Linked DNA regions of Homo sapiens: all the other regions are linked to region 3. A link is a loop called in an ENCODE intact Hi-C map of the cell type or tissue named here. Cell type or tissue: heart right ventricle. All regions are shown on one strand. Links, peaks and the distances in the headings refer to the core of each region. The heading gives the core; the rest is flanking DNA. Region 1 overlaps STK10 (serine/threonine kinase 10). Region 2 overlaps LOC100288254 (a long non-coding RNA gene). Region 3 overlaps FBXW11 (F-box and WD repeat domain containing 11).

Region 1 (10,997 bases), core at 3,953-8,952, 130 kb after region 3:
ATTTTCATGGAGAAAACTCACTGGGACTACAGAGTTAGCCATTGCTGAAGTTCTGCTACTCTTACAATACAATACAGTCCTATGCCCGGTCTTCAGCACAGTTCGCTTTCCAGCTACAGTATATGGCAGTCTTTTTTTTTTTTTTTTTTTTTTTTTTTGAGATGGAGTCTTGCTCCGTCACCCAGGCTGGAGTGCAGTGGCGCCATCTCAGCTCACTGCAATCTCCGTCTCCCAGGTCCAAGCGATTCTTCTACCTCAACCTCCCGAGTAGCTGGGATTACAGGTGCCTGCAACCATGCCCAGCTAATTTTTGTATCTTTAGTAGAGATGGGGTTTTACCATGTTGGCCAGGCTGGTCTCAAACTCCTGACCTCAGGTGATCTGCCTGCCTTAGCCTCCCAAAGTGTTGGGATTACAGGCGTGAGCCACTACGCCCAGCCAACAATCTTTTTAAATGCTGCTGAAGAGGACTTCTGACTTCACATCTTGCCTTAAACTGGTAACTGTCTCACCTGAGCCTGTCATTTTCTCTCATGCATCAACAGCATCCAGCAACAATAAACGAATTCTGCAGTCCCTTAAATTATTGCTTCCTCTGAATTGTACAAGCCAATGCGACCCCTTCCAGCTGTATTCAATTCTAATTTTCCACAGGTACATATTTCACTAATGGCAACGATATAGCATACCAGGCACTAACAACACTTCCCTTATGATCAGTAATAGGGTCCTTATTGCCATCTGGCCAGCAAGTGATTGAATTCCAAATCTCATCCTTAGAGTCCATTTCCTAGGACAATTACCAGTTCCAAATGTCTTAAGTAGGGTTATTCAGAAGCAGAATATGAAATGAGAACTTGTGTGCAAGTGATCTATTAAGGAAATGCTCCCGGGAGAAATTGGAAAATGAATAGGTGAAGGAGGATAATGGAGGGAAAATGCAAAGCAAGGGTGCAGTCTCAAGCAAAGTCCTGTGGGTGGGTAGTTTCAGCCTGATCCCACAGGGGAATTTCAGAATATAAATTATGCCTCAGAGTTTGTCCTGACTTGTTGCAAGGGAGCTGGGCTTTCATACTCCCACACCAGCCAGTCACTGGCTGAGACCCACCCATCTCAGGGTGGGTGGATGTAAATTCTCAGGCACTTCTGACTCTGACTCCAGTAGCCAAGAGCAGGCCTTTAAAGAGAGCCTCAGGTGTGGACGGTTAGAAGCAAAAGCCTCAGGAACTGGGGCGAGGCAAACAGAAACCATAAAAGGGGATCTGGGTGGAGCCCAAACAGTATCCACTATGTGCTTGTTATTTTTCCTCCCCAACTCTCTTTTCACTCCTCTGACCCTGGAGGAGAAGAGCAAAGTGGCAGAAACGGTGAAGACACAAACTACATTAGAATAGGCTAGGTTAAGTTACAGCTGTGGTAACAACCCTAAAATCTCAGCAGCTTACCCCCATTCAGTTTACCTTTTGCTTATGCCTTGTGTCCTGTGTGGATTGTGAGGGGCCCTGCTCTCCATGGTCACCAGGGGTAAAGTTGTTGGAGGTTCTGCTGTCTTGTTCTGCACCATCTAAAATCCACAGCCTCCTCGTGTGCTTTAATAGGAAGAGAGAGACCAGAGGGTCGCGCTTGGCTTTTCTTTTTTTTTTTTTTTTTTTTTTTTTGAGATGGAGTCTAGCTCTGCCGCCCAGGCTGGAGTGCAGTGGCGCGATCTCGGCTCACTGCAAGCTCCGCCTCCCAGGTTCATGCCATTCTCCTGCCTCAGCCTCCCGAGTAGCTGGGACTACAGGCGCCCACCACCACGCCCAGCTAATTTTTTTTTTTTGTATTTTTAGTAGAGACGGGGTTTCACCGTGTTAGCCAGGATGGTCTCGATCTCCTGACCTCGTGATCCACCCGCCTCGGCCTCCCAAAGTGCTGGGATTACAGGCGTGAGCCACAGCACCCGGCCTGCACTTGGCTTTTTAGTGTGCTTCACCATAGGTGTGACAATCATGTCATTAGGCAGAATGGGTCACCAGGACTTGCCTGACTGCAGGGAGGCCAGAAATGTAGAGGATCCAAATGGTGCATTTGGTGAGAATTGTCCCAACCACACCGGTCTTTGTCACTATGAGCTTCTAAGTTTAGTTTAAGCTTGAGCTGGGTGAGAAGGAGGTTATTTTTTTGAGACAGGGTCTCGTTCTGTCACCCAGGTTGGAGTGCAATGGAGTGATCTTGGCTCACTGCAACCTCCACCACCCTGGCTCAAGCTATCCTCCCACCTCAGCCTCCTGAGTAGCTAAGACAACAAGTGTGTGCCACCACGCCCAGCTAATTTTTTGCATTTCTTGTAGAAACAGAGTTTCATCATGTTGCCCAGGCTGGTCTCAAACTCCTGAGCTCAAGGGACCCACTCGCCTTGGCCTTCCAATGTGCTGGGATTATTGGCATGAGCCACCATGCCTAGCCTGAGAAAAAGTTTTATTTTATTTTATTTTATTTATTTATTTATTTATTTATTTTTGAGATGGAGTCTAGCTTTTGTCACCCAGGCTGGAGTGCAATGGCACGATCTCGGCTCACTGCAACCTCCGCTGCCCAAGTTCCAGCAGTTCTCCTGTCTCCACCTCCCAAGTAGCTGGGACTACAGGCGCCCACCACCACACCCAGCTAATTATTGTATTTTTAGTAGAGACAGGGTTTCACCACATTAGTCAGGCTGGTCTCGAACTCCTGACCTCAGGTGATCTGCCTGCCTTGGCCTCCCAAAGTGCTGGGATTACAGGCGTGAGCTTCCGCACCCAGCCGAGAAAAAGTTTTACATCAATGTGAAAGTAAAACGTGGTAACTAGACTTTACAAAGTGATTTTGGAAAAGGTATGAGATTTGCCAGATAATTTTTTTTTTAATCATCAAGGTAGAGGGAAATGGTTTTACCTAGCACAGAAGATATGTAGTCACATGAAAGAATAAGATTCCTAATGAAAAACCAGAAAATAGCCAGAATCCCTAACTGTATAGTACTGATTAAGTAGATAATAAACATTCATAGGGTGGTGGGTTAATTAGCCACTTAAAACGATGTTTCTGGCCAGGCGCTGTGGCTCACACCTGTAATCCCAGCACTTTGGGAGGCCGAGGTGGGGAGATCAGCTGAGGTCGGGAGTTCGAGATCAGCCTGACCAATATGGAGAAACCCTGTCTCTACTAAAAATACAAAATTAGCTGGGCATGGTGGCGCATGCCTGTAATCCCAGCTACTCGGGAGGCTGAGGCAGGAGAATGGCTTGAACGCGGGAGGTGGAGGTTGTGGTGAGCCGAGATCACACCACTGCCCTCCAGCCTGGGCAACAAGAGCAAAACTCCATCTCATAAATAAATAAATAAATAAATAAATAAATAAAGTTTCCAGAGAACTTTTAGTAACATTGTTAAATGTTCATAATGTAATGTAAGTGAAAAAACTCAGTATATAAAGCTGTATATGAAAATCCCTTCCCATCTTTTACCTAGATTACTGTAAGCACCCTGATTGTCAGCCACCCTCCAGCCCCTGTCCCTCCAATTTGTTTTTTTACAGTGCAGCCAATCATCTGCCTACAATATCAAGCAGAGGCCATACCTTGTTTGCAGGATAAAATCCAAATTCCTCTTCATGGTTTGCATATATCTCTCCCTAGTCAAGCCTCCTCTCCAACTTTATTTTTGTCAACTACCCATCTTATGCTCTAGTCTCAAACTTATAACCTCCCAGCCGAGATATTTCCTCTGAGCACCAGATGTGTGTACACAAATGACATCTCTCTGTGGATGTCTCATAGGCATCAAATTTATTATTTTACTTATTTTATTTTGTGAGATGAAGTTTTGCTCTTCAGGGTCTTTCTCCCATTATCTTGATGAATAGTACCTGGCTCCCTTCTAGTCATTTAATCTCTTTAGGAAATTGTCACTTAGCCACACCCTTAGTATTCTCTCCCAAGCTTACTTTTTCACTCTTTACATGGCCAAGCTGAGAACTTTCTAGATCTATTCTGCTTCTCTTTTAATTATAAATTCTGTCTTTAAGTCATTTCTTTGCTCTTGCATCTCACTGTATGTCATTGAAAGCAGCCATGCAGCAGCCTGAATGCTTTGTTGCTTAGCTGCTTTTTTTTTTTTTTTTTTTTGCCAGATACCCTAGTTCATTGCTCCTAAATTCCATAAAGTCCTAGGACACAAACAGAATTCCACCAAGTTATTTTCAACTATGTAACAAGAATGGCCTTTACTCCAGTCTCTAATACCTTGTTCCTCATTTCCATTTGAGACCTCACACAGAATGGCATTTACTGTCCATATTTCTATCAACATCCGGGTCATGAGCATTTAAGTAATGTCTTAGAAGATTCAGACTTTCCCCACGGCTCTTCTCTCCTGAGCCCTCACCACAATCACCCTTAATGCTCCATTCACGGCAGTGTAGGCTTTTTCTAGCCTGCTTCTTCCCATTTTTCCAGCCTCTACCCATTACCCAGTTCCAGAGTGGCCTCTACATTTTTCACAGGTGTTTGTTATAGCAACAGACCACTACTCAGTACCAATTTTCTCTCTTAGTCAGTTTTCTGCTGCTATAACAGAATACCATAGACTAGGTAAATTGATAAAGAACAGAAGTTTATTTGACTCACTGTTCTGGAGGCTGGGATGTCCAAGAGCATAATGCCAGTGTCTGGCAAGGGTAATCCCATGGCACAAAATAGAAGACAGAAGTGAGCACATGAGACAGAGAGAGGGAATTGGGCAAACTCATCCTTTTTTTGGGGTGGGGAGGGGGGAACGGAATCTTGCTCTGTCACCCAGGCAGGAGTGCAGTGGTGCAATCTTGGCTCACTGCAACCTTCGCCTCCTGGGTTCAAGCGATTCTCCTGCCTTAGCCTCCTGAGTAACTGGGATTACAGGTGTCCGCCACCACATCTGGCTAATTTTTGTATTTTTAGTAGAGATGGAGTTTTCACCATGTTGGCCAGGCTGGTCTTGAACTCCTGACTTCAGGCGATCCACCCACCTCAGCCTCCCAAAATGCTGGGATTACAGACGTGAGACACCATGTCGGGCCAACTCATCCTTTTTATCAGGAATCCATTCCCATGATAACTAACTCACTTCTGCAATAATGGTATTAGTCCATTCATGAGGGCAGAGCCCTCATGACCTAATCACCTCTTAAAGATTCCACCTCTCAATATCCTTATAGTGGCAATTAAATTTCAATGAGTTTTGGAGGGGACATTTACACCATAGCAAGGCGTCAGCTAAAAAGTCCTACTTCCGGCCGGGTACAGTAGCTCACGCCTATAATCCCAGCACTTTGGGAGGCCAAGGCAGGCGGATCATGAGGTCAGGAGTTCGAGACCAGCCTGACTAACATGGTGAAACCCCGTCTCTACTAAAAATATAAAAATTAGTCTGGCGTGGTGGTGGTGCATGCCTGTAATTCCAGCTACTCAGGAGGCTGAGACAGGAGAATCGCTTGAACCCGGGGGGTGGAGGTTGTAGTGAGCCAAGATCACGCCACTGCACTCCAGCCTGGGCGACAGAGCTTGATTCCATTAAAAAAAAAAAAAGTCTTACTTCCTCCCCTCATGGAGCCTGCAGTCTTCCCTTTCCTTCTGAAAGCCTCAAACCTCTGTGGCCAAAAAACTCTTTTAACCTCATCTCAGTCTTTTTCAGCTGGTCTCTTGAATTGCTAAGGCCATGATTTCAACTGTCCTTCCCCTGAGTAAACTCCCCTTCTTCTGACTGCCCTTGGGATAGATAAGTGTTTTAGCCTGGCATGTTAGTCTGGACCTGTCCATCTCTTCAGCCTCATGACCCATAAAGCATTTACCCTAAACGATATCGCAGTCTCTGAATGCACACGTTCTGGCACATACTAGTTTGTCTTCCAAGACTCAGCATCACCTTCTCTGGGAAGTCTTCCCTGATTCTCCCAGGCAACGTCAGTCTGAACTTACACTCTGCTTTTCCAGGTCTGTTTCCCTACAAGGACAAGGAGACAGTGTCAGTGTCTTACTCATCTCGGCATCTCCAGCACATGGTGCTTAAGAGGTGTCGAATGAGGAATGATCTCATTTCCCGAGTCCTAAGAATCCTCTAATGCACTGTTGTTTTGTCAGTTTCATGAATTATTTTTCACTAGAACCTCAATCATTTTTCTAGCCCTTAATGGCAGGCAGGCCGGCTGCTTATTTGTTTGTATCCCCCAGACAGTAATCAATGTGAACTCCGCACTGACCTTGTGGCTGCGGCCTGCCCCCTGCTGGTCAGAAGGTTTCTGGGACAGAGACAACTCAAGGCTGAAGAAACAGGGGTTCTAAATCATTTTTTGCGCCGTGGACTCCTTTGGCATTCCACAAAGAATATGAATCCCTTCTCAGAATAATGCATATTTTTTGAGACAGTCTCGCTCTGTCGCCCAGGCTTCAGTGCAGTGGCACGATCTCGGCTCACTGCAACCTCTGCCTCCTGGTTCCAGCCATTCTTATGCCTCAGCCTCCCGAGTAGCTGGGAATACAGGTGTGCCACCACGCCTGGCTAATTTTTGTATTTTTAGTAGAGACGGGGTTTCACCATGTTGGTCAGGCTGGTCTCAAACTCCTGACCTCAAGTGATCCACCCGACTCGGCCTCCCAAAGTGCTAGGATTACAGGCTTGAGCCACTGCGCCTGGTGGCTTCTCAGAATAATATTTTCAAGTGTGTAATATAAAGCACATAGATTACAAATGAAACCAATCATATGGAATACAGGTAACAAAATACTGGAAAACCTGTATATATTTTGTATGTGATATATATGCCCATGTAATGTGATATATGGATGTATATACACATATGCACGTTAAATAACAAGATCTAGTAATAGGTCTAATAGCTACTGTAATTTCAAAGTGATAAAAATATTTTGAGATCTCTACCACAGCTGCAATGTGATATGAAATATCTGGGATTTCTACTGGTGACAGTCACAGCTACTGCTAATACTACTACAGTTTGTAGTAAAACTAAAGACCAAATCTTTTGCCATCCAGATACCAAGACACCCTGAATTCTACATATGGATCCATTGTGGGAAGAGTCTATGGACCCAAAGTTAAGAAAGCCTGAATCGTGTTTCAGAGGCATGGCAGACAGATTCTTTTAAATACGGCAGGGATGGCTAGTGGCTAGGCATCTGTACGACCCTTGATTAGTTCAAGTGGCAGTTGAGTGAGACACGGGAGGTATGCCAGAAACACCTCTGGCAGAAGGTCCAGGTTTGAACCTTATAGGCGTCACTTACAGTGTTTTGAGAACTGGCTTGACCCTTCCCTTTGCCTAGTGCCCATTTCCTCATCTAGAAAATGAGAATGAGCCTGGTGTGGTGGGGGGTGGCTCACACCTGTAATTCCAGCTGTTTGGGAGGCTGAGACAGGAGGATTGCTTGAAGCCGGGAGTTTGAGACCAGCCTGGGCAACATAGTGATCCCCCCTGCCCTGTCGCCTGTCTCCACAAAAAAAAGCCAGGCACCGTGGCTCATGCCTATAATCCTAGCTACTCAGGAGGATAAAGTGGGAGGATCATCTGAGCCCAAGAGTTTGAGGTTACGGTGAACCATGATCATGCCACTGCACTCCAGCCTGGGTGATAGGGAGACCCTGTCTCTAAAAAAATAATAAATACATAAAATGGGAATGATGGTGTCTTCCTCCGATTGTTGAAAGGATTCAGTACATTAACAGGTGAAAACTTTTTGGGGTCAATGAATGTTTGTTGTTAAATGAGAATGATATTAAATGTCTGTAGAGAACATGCCCCATGACATGCTCTCTCTCAGCCAAGCATAATGTCTTTCCAAAGAGAAACCCGAAGTCTGAGCTGCCGTATGACCTGGGAGGCACCTGCGTACTTGGAAGATAAGCCCTTTCTTGCCGGGTGAGTATGGTTAAGTGTGCCCTGCTTTCCACCCCAATCCAAAAGAACAACCTGAACGGCAAATAACCTTGTTATTTTATTAGAAGCATATTTACATTCTTGTAGTTAACTTTCCAGAGAACATTTTACAAAAATTTTGTATAAAGTCTGGAAACTACATAAAAATAATTTCTATCTTTCATAAAGGGAAAATAAAAGTTAGTTACATTTACTCTAAAACCAGACAGAGGAAAAAAACCCAGTTCTGTCTGTCCCTTATACAGAAAGCACTAACACAGGGCACGAGGAATACCGCGTGGGCCTCTCAGAGATGGGCATTGCACGGTGGCTCCACGGTGAGGCTAGGTGACCCCGCCAGTCCCCATCCAGAAAAGCACAGGGGAGCTCTGAGGGCTCAGGCGGCACTGAGCGGGGACGCGGCAACTCCTTGAAGGGCAAAAGTGATGTGAAGGACGAGCCACGAGGGGAATGATCACAGACTTTCACCTGAACCATGAAACTGGCATTTCACCTAATACTTTCTCACACGCCAGGCTACACATGGAAATACTGTAAGCAAAGCCCAAAGCAGCCCTGTCTGGTGGTTCCCAACGCTGGCCTGGCCTGGTAGAACTGGGTCTATGTTCTGCAGTTACACTGCCGCTAGTTCATGTTTCCCCAGCACCAATGCACCAAAGAGAATAAAAGGAGACAATTGTTTCGCTTGTCTCATTTGTGAGAGACCTAAAAAACACCCCCATCTGGGTCAAATTCTGCAGCAGGCAAGCTAAATGCTCACTAACCTGAGAACCATTGCTAGCTCCAAGAGAATCTTGACTGTGCATTTAAGATTTGGGCAGTCCCCTTTTCCTGTTGAAGGGCTGCCCCTCCCTTCCCAAGCATTCAGTTATAACCAATGTTGAGAAAATTTCCAGGGAATTGCTTTAGAAAGACAGAGTATACAGAACCTTAACCTAGCTGGGTGCAGTAGCATGTATCTGTCGTCCCAGCTACTCAAGGTTGAAGCGGGAGAATCAGTTGAGCCACGAGTTTGAGATCAGCTTGGGCAACATATTAGAGACCCTGTCTCAAAGAATTTTTTTTTTTTTTTTTTTTGAGAGACAGAGTCTCGCCCTGTCACCTAGGCTGGAGTGCAGTGGTGTGACCTTGGCTTACTGCAACCTCTGCCTCCTGGGTTCAAGCGATTCTCCTGCCTCAGCCTCCCGAGTAGCTGGGATTATAGGCATGCACCACCACGCCTGGCTAATTTTTGTACTTTTAGTAGAGACAGGGTTTTGCCATGTTGGCCAGGCTAGTCTCGAACTCCTCACCTCAGGTGAGTCACCATGCCCGGCCTAAAAATAAAGAATCTTAAATCTGTAGGAGTGAAGGCGGAAAAAGTCCTCCCAGGAAGTCTCAACCACTCTACCACCAGCGAAACACTACCCAGACTCAATATGCCCGCATGATTACTCCAAATCATTACCAGTTTTGTGTTGTTGTTCTTGTTTGTTGTTTTAAAAAGCAGATATCTTCCTGGAGAAACCATACATTTTATAGTTGTTTCAATAAAATAATTAGAAATCAGGGTGAAAAAAGGTTTCCTTGTAAGTAAACCCGCATACTGGTTCAAACATTTGCTTTTATTGCGTTATATACATTCTGCAGCTGTAGAATCAGAATCTGGGGGAAGCCAACTGAGACCCCGAAGGCCCAGCAGGAGTCCATCTGAGGTACAGAACCTGTGCTTCTGCCATGTTCCTGGGGCAGGGGCATTCCATTTCCCCCTGATGCTTTTTCTTCCTGAAGAGAAGTCCAACAGACTGCCAGCCCAGGTCTGAAATGCAAGGTGGGACTCCTGAACACAGTCGGGGGGATGGGGCAGAGGCAAACAGCCCTCCTGTTTCACCTGCAGACAGGGTGGGCCAGAGTGCTATGGAGCAGACTGGGTTGTGGAAGCCTCGTGTGCTGAGGAATCAGTCCCTGCACACAGGAGCCTGTGCGGGGGCCAGCACGCATCGCAGCCTGGCAGTACAGCCTGTGCTTTTCCATGCCTCCGGTGCCAACACCCCGCACGTGCCACACCAACTGCTCCACCTAACATGCTCAGTGGCACAGGCTCAGGCAGCAAACGTGTTCCAACCCACCTGGGCAGAAGAGGCCAGGCCAGCAGACCAAGTCCTGTGTGTACGCGTATGTGTGTGCATTCACACCCATGTGCAGGAAGGGGGACGCGAGATGGCATGAAACACGGGAGAAGCAGAATAAACATTTCAGCCTCCCTCTTTCCCCGGTCCCCGCCCCCCACATAGACAAGGCTTTGTCTTAAGTGGAAAGCAAACTGGGAGAACAGGAGGAATGAGGCCATCTCCTGAGCAGCCAGCTGCAGGCCTGGCTCCTCTGGGAACAGAAATGGCTGTGAGGGACTTGATGATTGAGTGACTCTGCAGGGAATGGCTGAAAAACCAAGAATTCCAGCCCGGATGAGCCCACGGGGACTTCATCAGCAGTGCTTTGTCCCACAGAGAGCAAAACTGGTATTTTCGCAAACAGGAGAGGACTCGAGGCCACAGAACACCCATTCCTCTTGGACCCTGACCCCACCAACAGCCCCATCCCTTCCAGCTTGAAGGGATCTGGGGCTCAAGGAGAATATACATTAGGTTCAGGTGACAAATAATTACACCTCACCCTCCACAGGCCAGCAAGAAGTCAGGAACGCTGGGGCAGGTCTATCAGGCACAGTTGGGGTGGCACAGGGCGAGGGGCTGGATTTGAGCTGGCACAGACGCAAGAGGGAAAAGGGGTCCTGAGTTACATGTTCACAGAGAATGAAGGAGAAGGCCCTGGGGCCCACCAAGCTGCCAGCCACAGCCCCGGGCGGTTGTTAAGAAGCATCCGCAGAACTGTAGGGGAAGAACTTGGCGGCCTTGCTTGGGGTGGAGGGGTTTGGGCACTCCGCCTCCTCGCTCAGCTTGAAGAACATCTCCTGCTCCCGCTTCTTCTGGTTCAGATCCTCTTCCAGAGCCTAGGGAAGAGAGAGGATGGATGGCACTTGGTGAGATCTGCAGGCCACACGTGGGTCTCC
Region 2 (10,997 bases), core at 2,155-7,154, 380 kb after region 3:
TAATGTTGAGCATCTTTTTATGTACTTATAGGCCACTTGTATATCTATTTTGGAAAAATGTCTACTCAAGATACTTGCTCATTTTTTTTTTTTTTTGAGATGAAGTCTCGCTCTGTAGCCCAGGCTGGAGTGCAGTGGCATGATCTTGGCTCATTGAAACCTCTGCCTCCCAGGTTTAAGTGATCCTCCCGCCTCAGCCTCCTGAGTGGCTGGGATTACGGATGCCTACCACCATGACTGGCTAATTTTTGTATTTTTAGTAGACACGGAGTTTTGCCATGTTGGCCAGGCTGGTCTCGAACTCCTGACCTCAAGTGATCTGGCCGCCTTGGCCTCCCAAAGTGCTGGGATTACAGGTGTGAACCACTACACCCAGCCTATTGCAGGTTTTTTACTTTTGTGTGTGTGTGTGTGTGTGTGTGAGACGGAGTCTTGCTCTGTCACCTAGGGTGGAGTGCAGTGACGTGATTTTGGCTCACTGCAACCTCTGTCTCCTGAATTCAAGTGATTCTCCTACCTCAGCCTCCCAAGTAGCTGGGATACCAGGCACCTGCCACCACGCCTGGCTAATTTTTTCTCTTTTTTTTTTTTAGATGAAGTATCACTCTGTTGCCCAACCTAGAGTGCAGTGGTGCAATCATAGCTCACTGCAGCCTTGAACTCCTGGCTCAAGCAATCCTCCCACTTCAGTCTACCAAGTAGCTGGGTCTACAGGTGCACACCACCATGCCCAGCTAACTTAAAAAATTTCTTTTTGGGCTGGGCACGGTGGCTCACACCTGTAATCCCAGCAATTTGGGAGGCCGAGGTGGGTGGGATCACCTGAGGTCAGGAGTTCAAGACCAGCCTGGCCAACATGGTGAAACTCTGTCTCTACTAAAAATACAAAATTAGCTGGACGTGGTGGCACATGCCTGTAATCCCAGCTACTTGGGAGGCTGAGGCAGGAGAATCGCTTGAATCCGGAAGGCAGAGGTTGTGGTGAGCCAACATCTCGCCATTGTACTCCAGCCTGGGCAACAAGAGCGAAACTCCATCTCAAAAAAAAAAATTCTTTTTGTAGAGATAGGGTCTTGTTATGTTGCCTAGGCTGATCTCGAACGACTGAGATCAAGTGATCCTCCTGCCTCAGCCTCCCAAAGTGCCGGGGTTACAGGTGTGAGCCACCACACCTGGCTTAACTTTCTTTTCTTTTTTTTTGTTTTAATTTTGGAGACGGGATCTTGCTCTGTTGCCCAGGCTGGAGTGCAATGGCACAATCTTGGCTCACGGCAGCCTTAACCTTCCAGGCTCAAATGATCTTCTCACCTCAGCCTTTCTAGTAGCTGGGACTACAGCTGCATGCCACCATGCCTGGCTAATTTTCTTTATATTTTGTAGAGACAGGGTCTCACTATGCTGCCCAGGCTGGTCTTAAACTCTGGCCTCAAGTGATCCTCCCGCCTCAGCCTCCCAAAGTGTTGGAATTACAAGCGTGAACCAATGCTCCTTGCTTAACCCTCTTGATAGTGTCTTTTGAAGCACAAAAGGTAGTTTCCTTTTTTTGTTTGTTTTTTTTTTTTTTGGAGATGGGGGTCTCACTATGTTACCCAGGCTAGACTCTGACTCCTGGGCCCAATCCATACTTCCACCTCAGCCTCCTGAAGAATTGGGACCACAGTCATGGACCACTGCACCAGCTGATTTTAATGAAGTCCATTTAACCTATTTTTTTCTTTGATTGCTTGTGCTTTGGGGCTCATATCTAAGAAACCATTGTTGGCTGGGTGCAGTGGCCCGTGCCTATAACTCCAGCACTTTGGGAGGCAAAATGCCTTGAACCCCAGAGTTCAAGACCAGCCTGGACAACATAATGAGACCCTGTATCTACAAAAAAAATTTAAAGAATTAGCTAGGCATGGTGCTGTGTGCCTGTGGTCCCAGCTACTTGGGAGGCTGAGATGGGAGGATCACTTGAGAATGGAAGGTCGAAGCTTCAGTGAGCCATGATCATGCCATTGCACTCCAGCCTGGGTGACAAAGCAATATACCATGTCCGAAAAAGAAAAAGAAAGAAAAACAAAAAGAAACCATTGTCTAAGGCCATGGAGATTTACACTCTAAGAGTTTTATACTTTTAGCACTTACATTTAGGTCTTTGATCTGTTTTGAATTAATATTTTTATTGTGGTAAAATACATATAACATGAAATAACTTATTTTTATTTTTTATAAATGTATTTGAACTAAAGATGGGATTTTGCTATGTTGCTTAAGCTGGTCTTTAACTTCTGGCCTCAAGCAATCCTCCCACCTTGGCCTCCTACAGTTCTGGGATTAGAGGTGTGAGCTACTGCACCCAGCCTGACTTAATATTTATAAATGATGTAAAGTAGGGATCCAACTTCATTCTTTTGCATGTGGATTTCCAGTGTCCCAGCATCATTTGTTGAAAAGATTATTCTATCCACCCCCGCCCACCTTTTTTTTTTTTTTGAGATAGAGTTGTGCTCTTGTTGCCTGGGCTGGAGTGCAATGGCACGATCTCGGCTCACTGCAACTTTCGCCTCCCAGGTTTGAGTAATTCTCCTGCCACAGCCCCCCAAGTAGCTGGGATTACAGGAATGCACCACCATGCCCAGCTAATTTTGTATTTTTAGTAGAGACAGGGTTTCACTATGTTGGCCAGGCTGGTCTCGAACTCCTGACCTCGAGTGATCCACCCACTTTGGCCTCCCAAAGTGCTGGGATTACAGGCGTGAGCCACCACCTCCGGCCATTCTTTCCCCATTGAATTGTCTTGATGCCCTTGTCAAAAATCAATTGACCATAAATGTTAGAGTTTATTTCTGACTGTCAGTTTTATTTCATTGATCTTTTATGTCATGATTATGCGAGTACTACACTGTCTTAATTACTGTAGTTTTACAGTAAGTTTTGAAGCTGGGAAATTCAAGGTTGTATTGTCCTCTTTATGTACTGTTGCATTCTATTTGCTAACTTTTTTTTTTCAGAATCATAAACAGCTCTTTTATTTCTATATTAAAATGATTTTTGTGGCATATTTAGCAATTTAAAAAAATTGTTATTTTAGGTTTGGGGGTACATGTGAAGGTTTGTTACATAGGTAAACACGTGTCATAGGGGTTTGTTGTACATATTATTACATCACCCAGGTATTAAGCCCAGTACCCACTAGTTAGCTTTTCTGCTCCTCCCCCTCCTCCCACTCTCCCTCCTCCAGTAGACCTGTGTCTGTTGTTTCCTCCTTTTTTTTCTTTCTTTCTTTTTTTTGAGACAACGTCTTGCTCTGTCACCCCTGGAGTGCAGTGGCATGATCTCAGCTCACTGCAAACTCCGCCTCCCAGGTGCAAGTGATTCTCCTGCCTCAGCCTCCTGAGTAGCTGGGATTATAAGTGCTCACCATCACGCCCGGCTAATTTTTGTATTTTTAGTAGAGATGGGGTTTCACCATGTTGGCCAGGCTGGTCTCAAACTCCTGACCTCAGGTGATCCGCCCGCCTCAGCCTCCCAAAGTGTTGGGATTACAGGCTGAGCCACCGTGCCTGGCCTGTTTCCTTCTTTTGTTTCCTTCTTTGTGTTCATAAGCTCTTACCATTTAGCCCTTATAACATTTTGTTCTAAATTATTGCATCTCTGGTTATGAATATTTGCCTATAATTTTTTTTTGAGACGTAGTTTCGCTCTTGTTGCTTGAACCGCCTCCCAGGTTCAAGCACTTCTCCTGCCTCAGCCTCCCAAGTAGCTGGGATTATAGGCATGAGCTACCATGCCTGACTTTTTTTTTTTTTTTTTGAGACAGAGTCTCGCTCTGTCACCCAGGCTGGAGTGCAGTGGCATGATCTCGGCTCACTGCTCGGCTCACTGCAACCTCTGCCTCCCGGGTTCGGGCAATTCTCCTGCCTCAGCCTCCCGAGTAGCTGGGATTACAGGCATGTGCCACCAAGCCTGGCTAATTTTTGCATTTTTAGTAGAGACAGGGTTTCACCATGTTAGCCAGGATGGTCTCGATCTCCTGACCTCATGATCCACCCACCTTGGCCTCCCAAAGTGCTGGGATTACAGGTGTGAGCCACCGCACCTGGCCCTAAGTTTGTATTTTTAGTAGAGACAGGGTTTCTTCATGTTGGTCAGGCTGGTCTCGAACTCCTGACCTCAGGTGATCCACCACCTCGGCCTCCGAAAGTGCTGGGATTACAGGCGTGAGCCATTGCACCCAGTGTCTATAGTTCTTTTTTTCCTTAAAGGTCTTTGTCCACTTTTTGTATCAGGTATTATTTTGATTTTATGGAAGAGAAAAGGAAACTCTAAAGAACGGAGGAATGCAGATAAGCAGCAGCAGCAACCCTAGGGCTGAGACAGTGCACTTAAGGAAGAGGCCCTTCTAGGGCTGAGAGCCAGTGCCCCATTGCTGGAGGGGATATGGCCTTGGCTTGGTGAATGGCAGAGAAGTTCCTCTTGTGCCACACCAGTGGAAGTTGCTGGAAATCCCTTCTCTAGGACTTGCTGATAATATGCCCTGTAATGCTGAAAGGCTGTTTATAGGAGGTACCCCACTTAGAGCCATTCTGCTGTGAAACTACCGGGTACTACGAAGTACCTGGAGAAATTGCTCATTGCTAGGTGGTGTAGGCTTCTGCATATTGCAGGATCTGGGCCTTGGAGAAGCTGCCCACCACCTCAGGAGCCTGGTGCTGGAGCAACATATATACTGAAGGAGCTATGCTAGAGAAGCTTGTTTGTGCCGCAAAAGCTGGCCACTTAGAAAGGCTGCACACAGCGCAGGAACCTGGCACTGGAGAAGCCACCCAGGCTGTGGAAACCTACTGAGTGAGTGAGCCTCCTGCAGTGTCTCTCCAGTGCCCTCTACTGTCAAAGCTAAACATTGTGCCAGCTGGCAAAGAAACAATATTTAAAGGGCCCATATTCATTTTCACAGAGCAGGCAATGAAGATTGAGTTTGCATCTGAGATTCAACAATTTGATAACTGGCATAATGTTCTACCTGAAAACTTTAAAACCTGTGCTTCACAACTCTTGGATCTAGGGAATTACAGAAATTAAAGAATTGCTACAAATCCAAATCTATGGGATATATGTAAAGCACATATCCCCAGAAAAACTCATATATCAAAAGAAAATTCATAGCCCTGTTAAAATTTTTAGACAAATTACATTAAAGCAGAATTTATTTAAGCAAAGAATAATTCATGAATCAGGCAATCCTCAAAACCAGAACAGGTTGAAAGATTTGTAGCCTGCAATGTGGGCAGGCAGCACTTATGAATACTTCAGGTGATTACAGCTCAGCATTTGCTTTATTTGAACATGGTCTAATCAGTTGCCCAACTGTGATTGACTGAGGCTTGGCTAGTGTGACCGGCTGAGACTCAGCTACTGTTACAAAAGTATACTCCTAAGTTAGGCTTGTAGTTCGCTGATGTACTAAGGTTACAATTTGTTCCATAAGGACTCAAGTACAGAGGCATCCTCAAGCCAAATTTAGTTTAACAATTCCTCCATTTTGGTCAGCCTCTCAATTTTTGAGAGATTGACCTAAACCTTGAGCATTGATGCCACTCTCTGTCACCATTGCAAATGGACCTATTTGGTTTTAGTATGAAATTCACAAGTCACAAAGTCACAGCAGTTGAATAATTCTTGATGTTCTTGATGATCTAATTGAAGTGAGACCACTGAACACTCAATGGATGGCTTCATACAGACATTTAAGATGACATTTAAGATGGGCATGGTGGCTCACACCTGTAATTCCAGCACTTTGAGAGGCTGAGGCGGGTGGATCACCTGAGGTCAGGAGTTTGAGACCAGCCTGACCAACGTGGTGAAACCCTGTCTCTACTAAAAATACAAAAATTAGCCAGGCATGGTGGCGCATGCCTGTAATCCCAGCTCCTCGGGAGGCTAAGGCAGGAGAATCCCTTGAACCCAGGAGGCGGAGGTTGCAGTGAGCTGAGATCGCGCCATTGCACTCCAGCCTGGGTAACAAGAGAAAAACTCTGTCTCAAAAAAAACACAAAAAACAAAAAACAAAAAAACAAGAGGATATAGTGTACTAGGGGGATTATTATGATGACTGTCAGGAGGAAAATACCAAAAGACTAAAGAGTACTCTTCAATAGGAGTCCCCATGAACCAAACAACCAAATCAAACAAGTCAAAGTTCATACAATATAGGCATCTGAGTTCATTTGGTCATAGTCTTTGTTGAGGCACAATGGCAATTGAGGACCATAGTTCACTGTAGAGTGGTCTGATTTAAAGAGGTATCCAGTTTTGTTGTTAGCCTGTTAACACAAGTCATAGTAACCTGAAGACCCACTAGAAGAACATAAAGATTGGAAAACCTTGGAAAAGCCAAGCTTGCCATCCACCATTTAGGATGTCTGCAAGCCAACTGTTGTTTGCTCCTATAAATACATCGTGTTTCCTTTTTCTTGAGACATTTCCTTAATGTATTTGGTGGCAATACCTAAAGAAACAGCAATATCAGCTGGGCAAGGTGGCTCACGCCTGTAATCCCAGCACTTTGGAAGGCCGAGGCAGGGGGATCACCTGAGGTCGGGAGTTCGAGATCAGCCTGGCCAACATGGTGAACCCCGTCTCTACTAAAAATACAAAAATTAGCCGGGCATGGTGGCACTTGCCTGTAATCCCCGGGAGGCTGAGGCAGGAGAATTGCTTGAACCTGGGAGGCGGAGGTCACAGTGAGTTGAGATAGAGCCACTGCACTCTAGCCTGGGCAACAGAGCAAGACTGTCTCAAAAAACAAAACAAAACAAAAAATCCAGCAACTTTATTTTTAGAGATGCGGTCCTGCTAGGTTGCCTATGCTAGACTTGAACTCCTGAGCTCAAAGCTATCCTTCTGCCTCAGCCTACTGAATAGTTGAGACTACAGGTGTGTGCCATCATGCCCACCTACCATCAACCACCTTTTAAATTAAGCTTTCTGTAGTAGCAAAATCAGGGGAAAGATAGGTACAAGATTCAGTTTTGTTTAGGACCATGCACAAGCCCTGAGCAAAAAGAAGAGCTAAAGCTGTTGATGTTCCTTAAGGGCTTGTTTTCTTGTTTTTTTTTTTTGTTTTTGTTGTTGTTGTTTTGACAGAATCTCGCTCTGTCACCCAGGCTGGAGTGCATTGGTGCAATCTTGGCTCACTGTAACCTCCGCCTCCTGGGTTCAAGCAATTCTTCTGCCTCAGCCTCCCGAGCAGCTGGGATTACAGGCACGCGCCACCACGCTTGGCTAATTTTTGTATTTTTAGTAGAGATGGGGTTTCACCGTATTGGCCAGGCTAGTCTTGAACTCCTGACCTCAAGTGATCCACCCACCTCGGCTTCCCAAAGTGCTAGGATTACAGGCATGAGCCATCGCACCCGGCCCCATTAAGTGCTTTTATTGAAAATGTATGTTGTCATCCACATTTCAGAGGGCGACTTCTACTTATCTGAACCCCTGGGAAGTCTGATTGGCCAAAAAGTCCAAGATTTTTCCCCAAGTTATGAATTAGCTTCAATTCGATACTAACAATACTCCACAATTATCAAGAGTGAGCCCCCAAGAACCCCATTGGAACTGTTCCTCAATGGAAACTAACTTGTCTTCATATACCCAACAATTGCTCTGTTTTTTTGCTGGAGCATGAACCTTAGCTAAAGCCATCCACAAATTATGGTCCCATGGATTTTCCTGGAGAGAAAAGGAAAGGATTAGGGCAGCAGGAAAGAGGGGGTCAGGGGAGGATAAGGCTTTCATGATGCAAAGAAGTCTTGACCCATGATCTTGGGAAAGAGTCCACATCTAGAATGCCTTCTGCTTCTGGAGGGAAAAGTTCCCTCACCAGCTTTACCTGAAAGTCTCCCACAGGTATACAGCTTCAGGAGTCTCGAATCCCACAGGTATACGGCTTCAGGAGTCTCGAATCCCACGGGCGTACGGCTTCAGGAGTCTCGAATCCCACGGGCGTACGGCTTCAGGAGTCTCGAATCCCACGGGCGTACGGCTTCAGGAGTCTCGAATCCCACGGGCGTACGGCTTCAGGAGTCTCGAATCCCACGGGCGTACGGCTTCAGGAGTCTCGAATCCCACGGGCGTACGGCTTCAGGAGTCTCGAATCCCACGGGCGTACGGCTTCAGGAGTCTCGAATCCCACGGGCGTACGGCTTCAGGAGTCTCGAATCCCACGGGCGTACGGCTTCAGGAGTCTCGAATCCCACGGGCGTACGGCTTCAGGAGTCTCGAATCCCACGGGCGTACGGCTTCAGGAGTCTCGAATCCCACGGGTGTACGGCTTCAGGAGTCTTGAGGGGCTCCTTTGAGTTGAGAGTTGTGGATCCAAGTCTCAGAGCACTGAAGTTTTGTGGCAGAGAAGAACTTGTTATGGTCCCTTCCAATAGAGTTCAAGGACAGTCTTTCTCTGGTGTCATTTCCAAAGGACTCAATCGCTGAGTTTTGGACTCTGAGAAATCTAGTTGTCATCTGCTGGTGGGTCATGAAGGCCCCCCCTTTTTTTCTTTTTCTTTTTCTTTTTCTTTTTTTTTTTGAGACAGAGTCTCACTTGATCACCCAGGCTAGAGTGCAGTGGCGTGATCTTGACTCACTGCAACTTCTGCCACCCAGGTTCAAGCAATTCTCCTGCCTCAGCCTCCCAAGTAGCTGGGATTACAGGCGCCTGCCACCACACCTGGCTAATTTTTGTATTTTTAGTAGAGACGGGATTTCATCATCTTGGCCAGGCTGGTCTTGAACTCCTGACCTCGTGATCCGCCTGCCTCAGCCTCCCAAAGTGCTGGGATTATAGGTGTGAGCCACCGCGCCCGGCCTGCCTTTTTTTTTTTTTTTGTTAACCTAGTGAAAGTATGCTTTGGCATAATGCATTAAAGCCTTGCACTACTGAATCATAGCAGAGTTTATAAGAGTAGAAGATACATGAGGTTCTATTCTTAGGGGCATAGGCCTTCCAGTGACTGTTTCTTTTCTTTCTTTCTTTTTTTTTTGAGATGGAGTCTCGCTCTGTCGCCAGGACTGGAGTGCAGTGACACGATCCCGGCTCACTGCAACCTCCACCTCCCAGGTTCAAGCAATTCTCCTTCCTCAGCCTCCCGAGTAGCTGGGACTACAGGCGCGTGCCATGACACCCAGCTAATTTTTTATTTTTAATAGAGATGGGGTTGAAACCCCCATGTTGGCCAGGCTGGTCTCAAACTCCTGACCTCAGGTGTTCTGCCCTCCTCGGCCTCCCAAAGTGCTGGGATTACAGGCATGAGCCACCATGCCCGGCCCAGTGACTGTTTCATAAGGGGTCAAGTTACATTTTCCACTGAGAGGGGAATCTGATTGCCATCAAGGCCAATGGTAATACTGTTAGCCAAGGCAATCCAGTCAATTCACTTAACTTTGCCAGTTTCAGTTCCAAGATGCCATTTGTCCTTTCAACCTTTCCAGAAGACTAAAGGTGATAGCAACAATGGTAATGCCATTGTGTTTGTAACACTTTATTTTATTGCTTTATAACTTTCCGAGTAAAATTGGTATCTCTGTCAGTGGAGCTTTCTTTTCTCCAAGAATGCCCCATAAAGGAAACACATTTTTGAATAAACTTTTAGCTACTGTAATAGTATTGGCCTTCCTCCATGGAAAGCTTCTATTCAGCCAAAGAACATAGACTATTACAAGAACATACTTATATCCCATTGAAGGTGGCAATTGAATAAAATCCCTCTGAAAATGTTCAAATGGCCCATCAAGTAGCAGAAATGAAGCAAAACCTGAAGTTTTGTCTTTACAGAATTGTGGGTTTAACAAACCAAACATTGGTTACCACATCAATATTTTTTCTGTAATTTATATCATTTTTTTCTACTCCATGGTGAGCTATGGCAGGCATAACTTTTAATGATGGAAACTTTTGGCCGGGCGCAGTGGCTCACACCTATAATCGCTCCTTTGGGAGGCCTAGGCAGGCGGATCACCTGAGGTCAGGAGTTCGAGACCAGCCTGACCAACGTGGTGAAACCCCGTTTCTACTAAAAATACAAAAATTACAGGTGGCAGGCACCGTAATCCCAGCTACTTGGGAGGCTGAGGCAGGAGAATCTCTTGAACCCAGGAGGCAGAGGTTGCAGCAAGCTGAGATTGCACCCTTGCACTCCAGCCTGGGCAACAAGAGTGAAACTCCGTCTCAAAAAAAAAAAAACAAAAACAGGAAACTTTTTGAGATAGGGTCTCACTCTGTCACTCAGGCTGGAGTACAGTGGCATGATCTCAGCTCACTGCAGCTTCAACCTCCTGGGTTCAAGTGATCCTCCCACCTCAGCACCAAGTAGCTAGGACTACAGGCATGTACCACCAGATCCAGCTAATTTTTTTTTTTTTTTTTTTTGGTATTTTTTGTAGAGATAGGGTTTTTCCATGTTGCCCAGGCTGGTCTTGAGCTCCTGGACTCCAGCAATCTGCCTGTCTCAGCCTCCCAAAGTGCTGGAATTACAGGCGTGAGCCACCATGCCTGGCCTAATGATGGAAGATTTAAGGACTCAGGAATTACCAGGCAGCCATCCAGCCTCTTCGTGGGTCCAGGCTTCACATTGGATTTATACCCTCTTAAACACCAATCTTATTTCTTTAATTCAGGAAAGTACCAGAGTAAACAATCATTTGTGAGTTACAAAGATTAACCATTTGTGAATGGTTAAAGATCTGATTAAAGTTAATTACAATGTTAATACAATTCACAACAAAATTTGATTATTTCTCTTGCATGCAACATTTTAAAATAATAACTAAAATTATGAATGATAACATTCTACCAGGACTATTTGATTTCTATAAATATCATATAATTTCTAAAACACACATTAATAACACGTCCATACAAATATAATTCAAAGAAGGTTTACTATTACTTATCATTTGGCAATGCTTCCCATATAATTTAATATATTTAATAGGCTCAATTCATGTGATATCTCTCTTTT
Region 3 (10,997 bases), core at 2,961-7,960:
TCATAATTATCACTTTTTCCACTGAGCCAAAAGGAGCCAGAGACCACAAACATTTTCCATTTTCCCTATACTGACAGGTATGATATTCACAGCAAGCATTTAAAAGCTATAATTATAATTTTTACAGAATTAATGGTTTTCACAATCAAATGAAGTCGTAAGTTGACTGTCAATTTCAATAGTGTAAAAACCTCAAACTCAAGATGATGTACAGTAAAAATGAAACACCAAACTAGTATAATGATTCATAAGTTGCTCCACACATTATTAAATCTAAGTATGAACATGGACACAGACCTGTTTCTCCTGTGATGCTCTTAAAGCAGAGTCTGTGTTAAGGAACTAATGCCATGTTTAATCTAGGTCTACTAGATACTAACTAACACAATCAACTTGGCCAGCTCGTCCTCAGCTATTAGATTCATATGTATGATATACACTGACATATGTATATATGTTCAGATCAAGTCCTGTTAAAACAAATAGCATTTTAACTAAAGTATTTCCATGTCCCAGCCAATGGTCCATTCATTTCATGTAATATTCAATACCACAAAATTCCACTTTAACAGAGATATGGACAATGCCTTAACATTCGCTGTAATGAAAACTGAATTGTATGCAATTATACTAACCATATTTATATACATAACACATGTTCATCTGTTCTGCTTCTTCTCCAAGGCTGTATACTCCCTAAGAGATGGGGTTGCCTCTGAACTATACTCTGAAAAATCAAGAGAACTTCAACAGTGCCACCTTGTGGCTACTCTGCAAATACAAGGTGAGTTCCCTGGCCCTCTAAAACGTTTGAGAAGCAAATTACAGGGAAGAAAATAAAACCAAAACGGTGGAAAACAAACAATAAATTGAATTGCTTGAGAAAAATGAAGGCATCCTCTCATCAGTTAAAATCACTTATGAGGGACAAATACAATCACCAACTTAAAAAAAGACTCTGTCTTTTCTTGGTGTGAGATGCAGTCTGATTCTATAGGTTTCTGGGTTTGAGTTCTGCACATACAGAGAAGCTGCATCATATGTACATGCCTCATCTTACTTCCATTCACCTGTAATTCTCTCTCACGCAATCAAAAGCATGTCTCCATCTCCCCCTCCCTGGATCCCTCCCTCATAATTAAAAGTGAGAATTATTGAACTGAGTTGTAATCCTTACATTCAGTACTTGGGGCCAATTTAAGGAATTTTCCTTAGCCGTTGTACTAATTTTTGAACCAACCCCTACCATCATTCACATCACCACCACTATAATCAAGATGTGTGATTCTGGGCATCTCACCCAATTAACTTCTCCTTGGCTTCCTAATCTACACAATGAAAAACAGGACTAAGTGATGGCTAAGATCCCCTTCAGCAATTAAATAGTATGATTCTAGAAAGAGAGGATTTACGTTTTGCTTTCCTAGAGATTCTAATGGAAGAAATGAGCAAGTCATGCTAGATTTCAGCATAAAAAGAACGGCAGTGTCAAATTTTTCTAAGCTAACTCTCAAATATCCTTAAAACTCCCATTGTAGAAGGTAAACTTACACGTTTTGGAAGAGAGATTAGAAATCAGAAGCTGGTTTGTCAATTTGCAGCCTCAGGTTTCAGGCCTGAGGCCTGAGCCTGGGTCTTGTTTGCTGTGGAAGTACTTAGAACATGAGTCTTGTTTGCTGTGGAAGTACTTAGAACACGGAGTCCTGATGTTCTATAAATCACAGATAGGCTAAGGGAGGAGCTACTCTTTAAGAAGCTATCCTGTAGCTCTGACAAGGGCTAGGGTTGTGGTAATGGTACTGGCTCATCCCTGGCTACTTCTAGGCTTATTTTGACATGGCAATTTTAACCACACACTACACTGGCCACATCAGAGGAAAACATTCTGGCCAGCATTCTCTATAGGAGTGAAATCTCTATATCTTACCTAGCCAAATTTAAATTGAGAATTTTTTAAAAAACAATATAGAAACAGAAAAAAATTCATGATTAATCATATTCAAAGGGGAGTTCAGCACAGTGGTGCATGCCTGTAGTACCAGCTACTCAGGAGGCTGAGGTAGGAGTATCACTTGAGCCCAGGAGCTCAAGGCCAGCCTGGCCCACACAGCAAGATGCCACCTCGTTGAGAAAAACAAAAAGGTGGTACAGAACACAGCAAATTTTAAATTATTTTTTAAAAATCAAAGGGAAATAAATAGGTGGAGCACAGTGAAACCATTCTGTAGGAGACTCTTAAGGCAGATATATGTCATTAGACATTTGACCAAACCCACAAAATGAATAACAGCAAGAGTAAACCCTAATGTAACCTATGAATTTGGGGTAATAATGATGTGTCAGCTTAGGTTCATGAATTGTAACAAATGTACTGCTCTGCTGTGCAATGCTGATAGTGGGGCAGGCTGAGGGAACGGGTTATGTGAATATGGGAATTCTCTGCATTTTCCCTTCAATTTTGATCTGAACCTCAAACTGCTCTAAAAATATAAAGTCTACTTTTAAAAATCAAAGTAAATTTAACCAGATGTGTGTGTGTGTGTGTGTGTGCACGTGCGCGCGTGCATGTACACACCTATGTGTGTATGAGACATATATGGGAAGACAGTAGTGAGGGAGAGGATGCAGAAACAGCTTTTGAGAAATATAATAAAGACATGCTACCAGTTTTCCCAATGTATTTTTGCCATTCCTTAAGTGCCACTTCAGATACAAATGAATGCCCTAAACTTTTGGGACACTTCCCAAACATACAAACTATGTTTGAAGGGAAAAGAGTACCAGTTTTTTTAAAATTACATACAAAGGCAAAGTGCAGACTCTAAACTACATCAAAATAAAAAGCATATCATTAACTCATTCAACAGACCAAATGAAGCAACAGTTATGACCAATAATGAACACTTTTTTTTTTTTTTTTTTTTTGAGACAGAGTCTCGCTCTTGTTACCCAGGCTGGAGTGCAGTGGTATGATCTCGGCTCACTGCAACCTCCACCTCCTGGGTTCAAGCTATCCTCCCACCTCACCCTCCTGAGTAGCTGGGATTACAGACATCTGCCACCACCCCCGGCTAATTTTTGTACTTTTAGTAAAGACAGGGTTTCACCATGTTGGCCAGGCTGGTATCAAACTTCTGACCTCAAGTGATCCACCTGCCTTAGCCTCCCAAAGTGCTGGGATTACAGCTGTTAAGCTACTGCGCCTGGCCAGGAATGAACATTATTAAAGATACTGCCTATATTTCCTAGATAGATACTAAATTATAATTCCTCGAGTTCCATATATTAAAGTATGCGTCCCAAAGAAATGCTGCCTCACACAGTACTCATTCAATCATTTCATAAATATCCACCTAGGTCCTTGGGCCGGGCATTCTTCAACTGCTCAGCTTTTGAAAAGACAAGTACAGTTACCTGGTAAAGCGGTAATAAAGTCCCGCTGCAACATGGGCTTCAGGTAAGAGTTAATATGTCCATGCTGATAATGACACATTCGTGAAATAAGATGTTCCACAAATTCCACTTGATCTGATTCAGACCACTGGTCAAAATATTTAATACACAAGTCTTTTTCTTTTTGATAGTTTCCTTCTGATGGCCTCTTTCTGGAGACGATCACAGATGATGTTCCATTACTTATCTATTTTAGAAAAACAAAAAAAAAATTAGTTTAACAAGGAAAGAAACCTAATTAATATTTCATTAGAAATATTTTTCACCCTGTGTATTTAATCTTAAAATGCCACTTTTACCCTAAAGCCAAACTCATTCCTTTACTAATTCATTCAGGAATTAAAAATGTATTCAGGGTCTGTGTCCTCAAATTAGTCACTACAGGAAATGCCAAAATTGTAGCTATTTCTAAAAGGCACCTTAAATTATCATTTTCCAATGCTTACTACAAAATGATGCTCCAAAGGTATATACTGGGTATCTCTATACACGGGATATATATGAATTATCATCTCCAAAGATAGCTAATGCTGGAGATAACCATCTTAGAGAAACTGCTCAACTTGGCAAAGTGGCAACTGATTATTAACAGTTTGTTTTACTTCCTCAAAGTTCAAAGTTAATGCTACATACATTTATGCTAATGGTTCTCAAACTTGAGCTAGCATCAGAATAACAGGAGGGATTGTTAAACACACAGATTGCTGGGTCCCACCCTAGAGGTTTCGGTTTTATTAGTCTGGAGTGGAGCCCATGAATTTCTATTTCTAACAAGTTTCCCAGCAATGCTGATGCCACCCGTCCAGAGACTACACTTTAGGGACCACATGTTGAGAACCACAGGTCTATATAACAAAGATAAGCTGTGTTGTGTTGAAACCTGAAAGCAATTCAATCCAAAAAGCTTCATTTTACCCAACAGTTTCAATCTCCTCCATACTTTCCCAGGGCTACTAATCTGGCAGAACGGTTTAGACTTTCCCATCCTTCTTTTGATTACCTTCTCAGAAAGTGACCCAAGGTAAATAAACCATGTATACCTGAAAAGCTCTGCATCTTACGTAGGTGGTTTATGGACAACTCACAGACTCTTATACTAACAATGCATTTCTCATCAAATCTTCCTACAAGTCCTTACATAAAATCAGTACATATTTTTTAAAACTGAAACTACATACACTGCATCTGGACAGTAACATTAAAAATAATCTCAATCACTAGACTCAAACCACAACTACTATGAAGTGCAGTAACCTCCCTGTCTAAAAACAAAATAACCTCAATACTTTTGTCAAACATTTGTCAAGCTATCTATTGACCACTATTCTGACAGCCTCCTCATACATAATACCAGAAAAAATAACACAAAAGATAATTCTAAGAACTGAAGAGCTGAATTACAAATACCTATTAATTCCGTTAGGAACTTATCTCAGGAGTCTTACATGGAATGAACCAAGAGCTTTCACTATCAGTATGTCCCCTAACTTAAAGTGGACTAAATCCATCCCAGAGAAAACATCCTTTATAAATATCCAAAGGAGTCTTCAGTTTTCCTTCACACAAAATCTTGTCTGAAGTTCTTATGTCCATATTTAGAGGTATGAGATGGGAAGGCATCTATCTTCCACTCAATTTATCCTAGCGCCCCACTGTCGAGGAATGTTTCTTCCCTTGTATCTTGGGTGAGGAAAAGCTCACTGACACCAGGTACCACCAGGGGGAAGCATTGAACAAGGATTTTGAAATTTTGCTTTTACTAAGACATTTGAGTCTTAACAGATCCAAAAAATAAGAGTTCAAAACAGAGATGAAAAGTCTTTGCTGTGATGAATATTGGCAAGAATAAGGGGCATCTAAGTTGCTTTAAGCATAAGAATGTCCACCACAATATAACAAGGAAAAGTTAGAAATAACTGCCCAATTACAGGCAACTATTTAAAACAAATTCTAACTCATCACCATTAAGAGCTATAATGTAAGCCACTAAAACTAGCATATAAAGTAAGATTTTGGCCAGGCATGGTGGCTCATGCCTGTAATCCCAGCACTTTGGGAGGCCAAGTTGGCTGGATCACTTAAGGTCAGGAGTTCGAGACCACTCTGGCCAACATGGTGAAACCCTGTCTCTACTAAAAATACAAAAAGAATTAGCCAGGCATAGTGGTGGGCGCCTGTAATCCCAGCTACTCAGGAGGCTGAGGCAGGAGAAATGCTTGAACCTGGGAGGCGGAGGGTGCAGTGAGCTGAGATTGCACCACTGCACTCCAGCCTGGGGTGCACAGCAAGACTGCGTCAAAAAAAAAAAAAAGTAATATTTTTATAGCAACAGAACATGCTTATGAAATAATATCAAGAAACAAAAGGCAAGATCCAGGATTTTATAAAACATTATGATCACAGTAATTCATGACAAGGGGAACACACCATGACAGAGTAAAGGATATACATCAAAATCTCAAAAGTGCCTTATCTTAAGAAAAAAAACTATGTATGCTTTCCTTCCCCCTTTATTTCTATATTTGATTCCAAATAACTTGCCAAAATAATGGTTCATAACAGGTTAAATATAATGATAACAACTTGCATTTGTGTACTGCTTTATAATTTACAAAGTACTTTCACAGCCATTAATTCATTTGATAAACAAAAGTGTTATTTTATTTACAGATAAGTTCCTAATCATCTGGCCTCCCTAGAGTGTTTGTATAACTATTAACTAGTTGACTGAAAGATAAATGAAAGAAAAACTGAAAGCTAAAGTGTGAAGAACCACTGCCAATTGAAAAATCATAGTAAATGAAGAGCATCCCACTGCAAAATAATAAACGTGGAGGGTACAAAACTCAGTCTGTACACAGTGTTAAGAAGAAAATAACAGCATGTGCACTATTCTATAGCACATTTTCAATATGCTATTTCCAGCCACGTGCTCAGCCCAGCAAGCTCTTCCTAGCATTGTTTTTCTTTGCTTCATTTCCTCTTAAATGTGTTGGATGCACTTTGTTCCTGCTAACTAATCTATCTTTTCAGTTTCAAATCAAATGAACCCAGAGAATTTATTTTTACATTATTATCTTCAGATTTAGATTTGTTTTGCTTTTAATCCTGTCTTCATGAAGGGGAAAGCCATGTGTACCAGCATGGTTGATAAACCACCAAATCGTGAAACTTTGCTTGCTCCCCAAACCCCCAACCACACACACATACACACACACACACACACACACACACACACACACACACACACACACACACACACACAACCTGGGAAATTGGGAAGAAAACTGGCAAACCTTAAACTAGAGCCAAGGGAGAAGGAGACAAGCTTAAAAGGAAAAGGCAAACCAATGGAAATGGGAGAGAAGAGTAAAGGTTGAGAGCAAAAGGAGAAAAGGTCATCCATGTATACACTGGTGTGTGGCATGGTGCCATTCTGGTGACAAAGGATGCCATCACTGTCCATCTTTGGCTTAGGCAGAGGCCACAGACAGAACATTTTAGGCTACAGCCAACTTCAGAATCTTTGTGGAAACTCCAAAATTATTTAGCATATTTGTAATGACAATTCCCTATGGAATGAAGATAAATTAGGGTGGATTCTGAAACTAGCAAAACTGCACAAAAGAAAACAAAATGCTTGGCTCTTGATTCCACTGAGGACATTAACTGAGGGAGCATCCTATCTACAGTAAGTCAGTTGCTATCTAATCTGTGCGCCGTCATTCCTACCTGCCAAAGAGTATTTTTCTTTGGGGACTCATCTTCATTTTGATCTTCCATAACTGAAGTGTTCTAGGGGGGGAAAAACAGGTTATTTGAATTATACCAAGTTTTGCAAATCCTAAATAACTACAATAAATAATTTTGAAAACCCAAACTAGAGTGTACCAATACAAACCCAAGAACTATTTGGCTTTGTGGCTAACACATGCCATTTTGGGTCAAGGGAGATGTGCTCATCTTTCATAAATCGATAAAGTTAGTGGTTAGACAAAAGCAAGCATAAAGTCATTATTTACAAAGGTTGGGTGTGCTTAGAAAAAAAGGCTAAATTGTGGGAGTAAGGCTGAGGCTCAACCTCCGTCATCACTGTTTTTGTACTTGTGACAAGAAATTCCAAAGACCCATGAGGTTTCCGATGATTGCACAAAACATTTACTAGAAGGTCTGCTATTCAGTAATGCACCCCAAGGAATCCGCAATTAGAAGTAGCAAAGCCTTGGAAGCCCCCCTGCCTTCGTCTTTCCTCCCCTGATAGCCTTGTTTTTCTGGAATGGCTTTGCAATCTCTGCTAGCAAGCATAGCGGGTGCCCCAACCTTCTCCCTGAAGAGGAGGATGCTGTTAGCCAGTAACAATCTGGCTTGCCTTGGGAATGCATTAGCTTTTGATTTTTGTGCTTACTGCACAAAGAGGTACTGTGTAATTATTCTTTCTGGTGATCCAGTCGCTCAATAGATGCCCATTAACTAGAGATTATACATGATTGGATTTTCCCTTTTGAAGCTCCCACCTAATGGCTAAATGGAAACTTAATGAGAAGGGGAAGTGGGCTAGTTGTGCTCTGAAAAGAGTAACAACTCATTTATGGATAGCAGTCTCTCTAAATTCCTTCCAAAACCTAAAATTATAAGACTGGGGTATAAAATTTAAACAACATTTGTCTCATAGTATTATTCAAAAGGATATTATAGATCTATTTAAGGTATCAGTGTTTTACAAGATCCTGTTTGTTGTCTTTAGGGAATAAGCCTCTCTCAAATTTTCCCTATTTTTCCTTTATGTTCTACAAGTCCTAAAATGTTTGGACTATTTATACAGTATTTCCAAACAATCCATTTGAAAATACCAATGTAGGTAATGATGTAAGAATCACCACTGAACACTAGCTGCTCTACAGGTCACAAAACTGGCTCTGATCAGGAATGCAGTATGATGGAGTAGGAAAGTCAAAGGCTTTGAAGCCAAAGAGAAGTTGGATTCCTGATTTGGTCACTCATTCTGTGTGTGTGTGTGTGTGTGTGTGTGTGTGTGTGTGTGAGCCTGAGCAAGTTCTTTTACCATGGGAACAAATACAAACACACAGAGTTGTTGTGGGGATGGAGACTGCCCTACACAATGCTTAGTGCATAATGGGTATTCCAAAAAACATTACTTCACTCTCCGATTTGAAGATGCTACTTTTCACTGTGGCATTATTCACAACAGCAAAGACTTGGAACCAACCCAAATGTCCATCAATGATAGACTAGATTAAGAAAATGTGGCACATACACACCACGGAATACTATGCAGCCATAAAGAAGGATGAGTTCATGTCCTTTGTAGGGACATGGATGAAGCTGGAAACCATCATTCTCAGCAAACTATCGCAAGGACAAAAAAACAAACACTGCATGTTCTCACTCATAGGTAGGAATTGAACAATGAGAACACTGGAGACACAGGAAGGGGAACATCACACACTGGGGCCTGTCGTGGGGTGGGGGGAGGTGGGGGGATAGCATTAGGAGATATACCTAATGTAAATGACGAGTTAATGGGTGGAGCATACCAACATGGCACATGTATACATATGTAACAAACCTGCACATTGTGCACATGTACCCTAGAACTTAAAGTATAATTTAAAAAAAAAATGAGAAAAAAAAAAAAAAAGATGCTACTTTTCCCCTGTGTTATCTTCTTATGCTTTTCTAATTTCAGAGATTTTGACAGGATGCTCCAGATGGCCGCCTATGGGGAAAACCTGACTTTCTCAGTAAAATCTTATAAACCCCACAGCATCAAGGTCCACAATGAGGGAGAGGGACAGGAGGGTGGGGCTCTATGTGAAAATCAACCATGAGCTAGAGAGGAAGGCAGTGTGTCCAAGAGTCCAAAACAGGACTGGAGTGGTGAAAGCAGTAAGTAATTCTGAATGGGATGAAGAACAAGGAAACAAAGGTAGTATTTATGGAGGTCTCTCCATGTAATCTTTTCATTGCTATCTTGAAGGGACCTAAGAGTTTAAAGCAAGCAGGTTTCCTCAGGGGAATAAAGAAAGGGGGAGCAGTGACTCAGTACAGCATCCCCTGAGTTTGGTAGTTACAAAGCCGTCTTGCAAGGCCACAATGTCTGGGTTCTAAGAGTGGTAAGGAGAACAAATGGCTGGAAACATGAAAGGTGGAGCACGGAAAGGAATGAGGAATTAAGTGGAAGAGAGATGGGAAGTCAGTCCCCACCCCATGTCTCCAGGTACTGCAGAGGAAACATATGAGGGATGTATATATGGTTTTGTTTTGTTTTCTGTTTTTTGTGGGGTTTTTTTGTTTTGTTTTGTTTTTTAAATACGGAGTCTTGCTCTGTCGCCAGGCTGGAGTGCAACGGTGTGATCTCAAATCACTGCAACTTCCACCTCCCGGCTTCAAGCGATTCTCCCGCCTCAGCCTCCCAAGTAGCTGGGACTACGGGCACACACCACCATGCCCAGCTAATTTTTGTATTTTTAGTAGAGACAGGGTTTCACCATGTTGGCCAGGATGGTCTCGATCTCTTGAACTCGTGATCTGCCCGCCTCAGCCTCCCACAGTGTTGGGATTACAGGCATGAGCCACTGCACCCAGCCAAGAGATGTATATATGTTTTAAACTAAAAGCTTTTGAAATATAGGAGCCAGAATCCTCCAGAGCTATTGTGACCTAAACCACCTTAATATTTTCTTTACTTAAGATGGAAACACAAGAAATGTCAGACTTCCCTGTACACTATACATGAAACAACTCTTCACAGTGAGAAAATTTCACTCTTCATTTATTCCAAAACAGAGAAATGATGTTTACTTATATGGTTGATAAGGAAACAACCCCCTGAAGAAAATAGCAGCTATTGCCTTAAGGCTTCATAAAGAAGGCTAGACATACAATTTAATAAAATTGTTTTTAATAAAACCATGGGGGCTGCAATAGTTCTCCCATCCTACATACTTTTCCACTTCTTTTATAAAGGTTTCAGAAGACACCAAAGGGAAAATGCTGCTCTCAAGTTACACTGACCAGAGGATCCAGAGGATTCCAGGCAATGCAAAAGATGTCTGGAGAAAAAAGCATCCAAGAGTCTAATTAGGTTTAGAAATTAGAGAAATGCTATACACATCCTTGCACTCTAGACTCACTCTGTGTGTGTGTGTGTGTGTGTGTGTGTGTGTGTAAATATATATATTCAATTCAGAGATATATTTTATATATATGTCTCTCAGAAGTTACAATACACTCCATTAAGATACAAAAGGTTCTATAATATACTATTATTTTAAAATTAGGTTAAATTCATTTAATCCAACTTTCCCAAGTTTGTTGGACATGGACAGCCCCCATTTTATAATAATATCTATTAATAATAGCTCAGCACATATTGGCAAACACTGGACTAGAGCAACAGCCTGGCGTAATTCCTTCCTCTCTCTTCACCAAATACTTTTGGGAGACAAAGGAAACACCCACTTTGTTAAATACAATACAGTCCTCTCCTATTCCCCATCATCTTTCTCAGCCTGCTACAGGTT

The links. Peaks named below come from ENCODE experiments on the same cell type or tissue, not always from the same donor. Only the 100,000 strongest peaks of a DNase experiment are listed, where the experiment ranks them.
Region 1: a loop joins it to region 3, with 17 times the contacts of the local background. A loop is called at or near these places in 101 of 110 quality-filtered maps.
Region 2: it touches region 3 in a loop (6-fold over the local background); 38 of 110 quality-filtered maps call a loop at or near these places.

What each region holds. Positions count from the first base shown.
Region 1 is chr5:172,034,086-172,045,082 of GRCh38, forward strand. It overlaps STK10 (serine/threonine kinase 10), which reads right to left. Exons shown (of 19, transcript NM_005990.4): 19 at 7,994-10,937. The coding sequence ends at 10,797. Among named protein-coding and RNA genes, the nearest start is that of FBXW11, 33 kb to the left of the region's middle. RefSeq lists a silencer at 1,099-1,168. In heart right ventricle, for the core only: CTCF peaks have their summits at 6,281 (motif pointing left) and 6,489; a DNase peak (open chromatin) is centred at 6,276.
Region 2 is chr5:172,288,812-172,299,808 of GRCh38, forward strand. It overlaps LOC100288254 (a long non-coding RNA gene), which reads left to right. Exons shown (of 2, transcript NR_130933.1): 2 at 7,923-9,565. Among named protein-coding and RNA genes, the nearest start is that of UBTD2, 11 kb to the left of the region's middle. In heart right ventricle, for the core only: a CTCF peak has its summit at 4,870 (motif pointing left); a DNase peak (open chromatin) is centred at 4,790.
Region 3 is chr5:171,907,158-171,918,154 of GRCh38, forward strand. It overlaps FBXW11 (F-box and WD repeat domain containing 11), which reads right to left. Exons shown (of 14, transcript NM_001378974.1): 3 at 7,186-7,248; 4 at 3,415-3,640. Among named protein-coding and RNA genes, the nearest start is that of FBXW11, 94 kb to the right of the region's middle. In heart right ventricle, for the core only: CTCF peaks have their summits at 5,155 (motif pointing right) and 5,355; a DNase peak (open chromatin) is centred at 5,166; H3K27ac peaks cover 594 bases.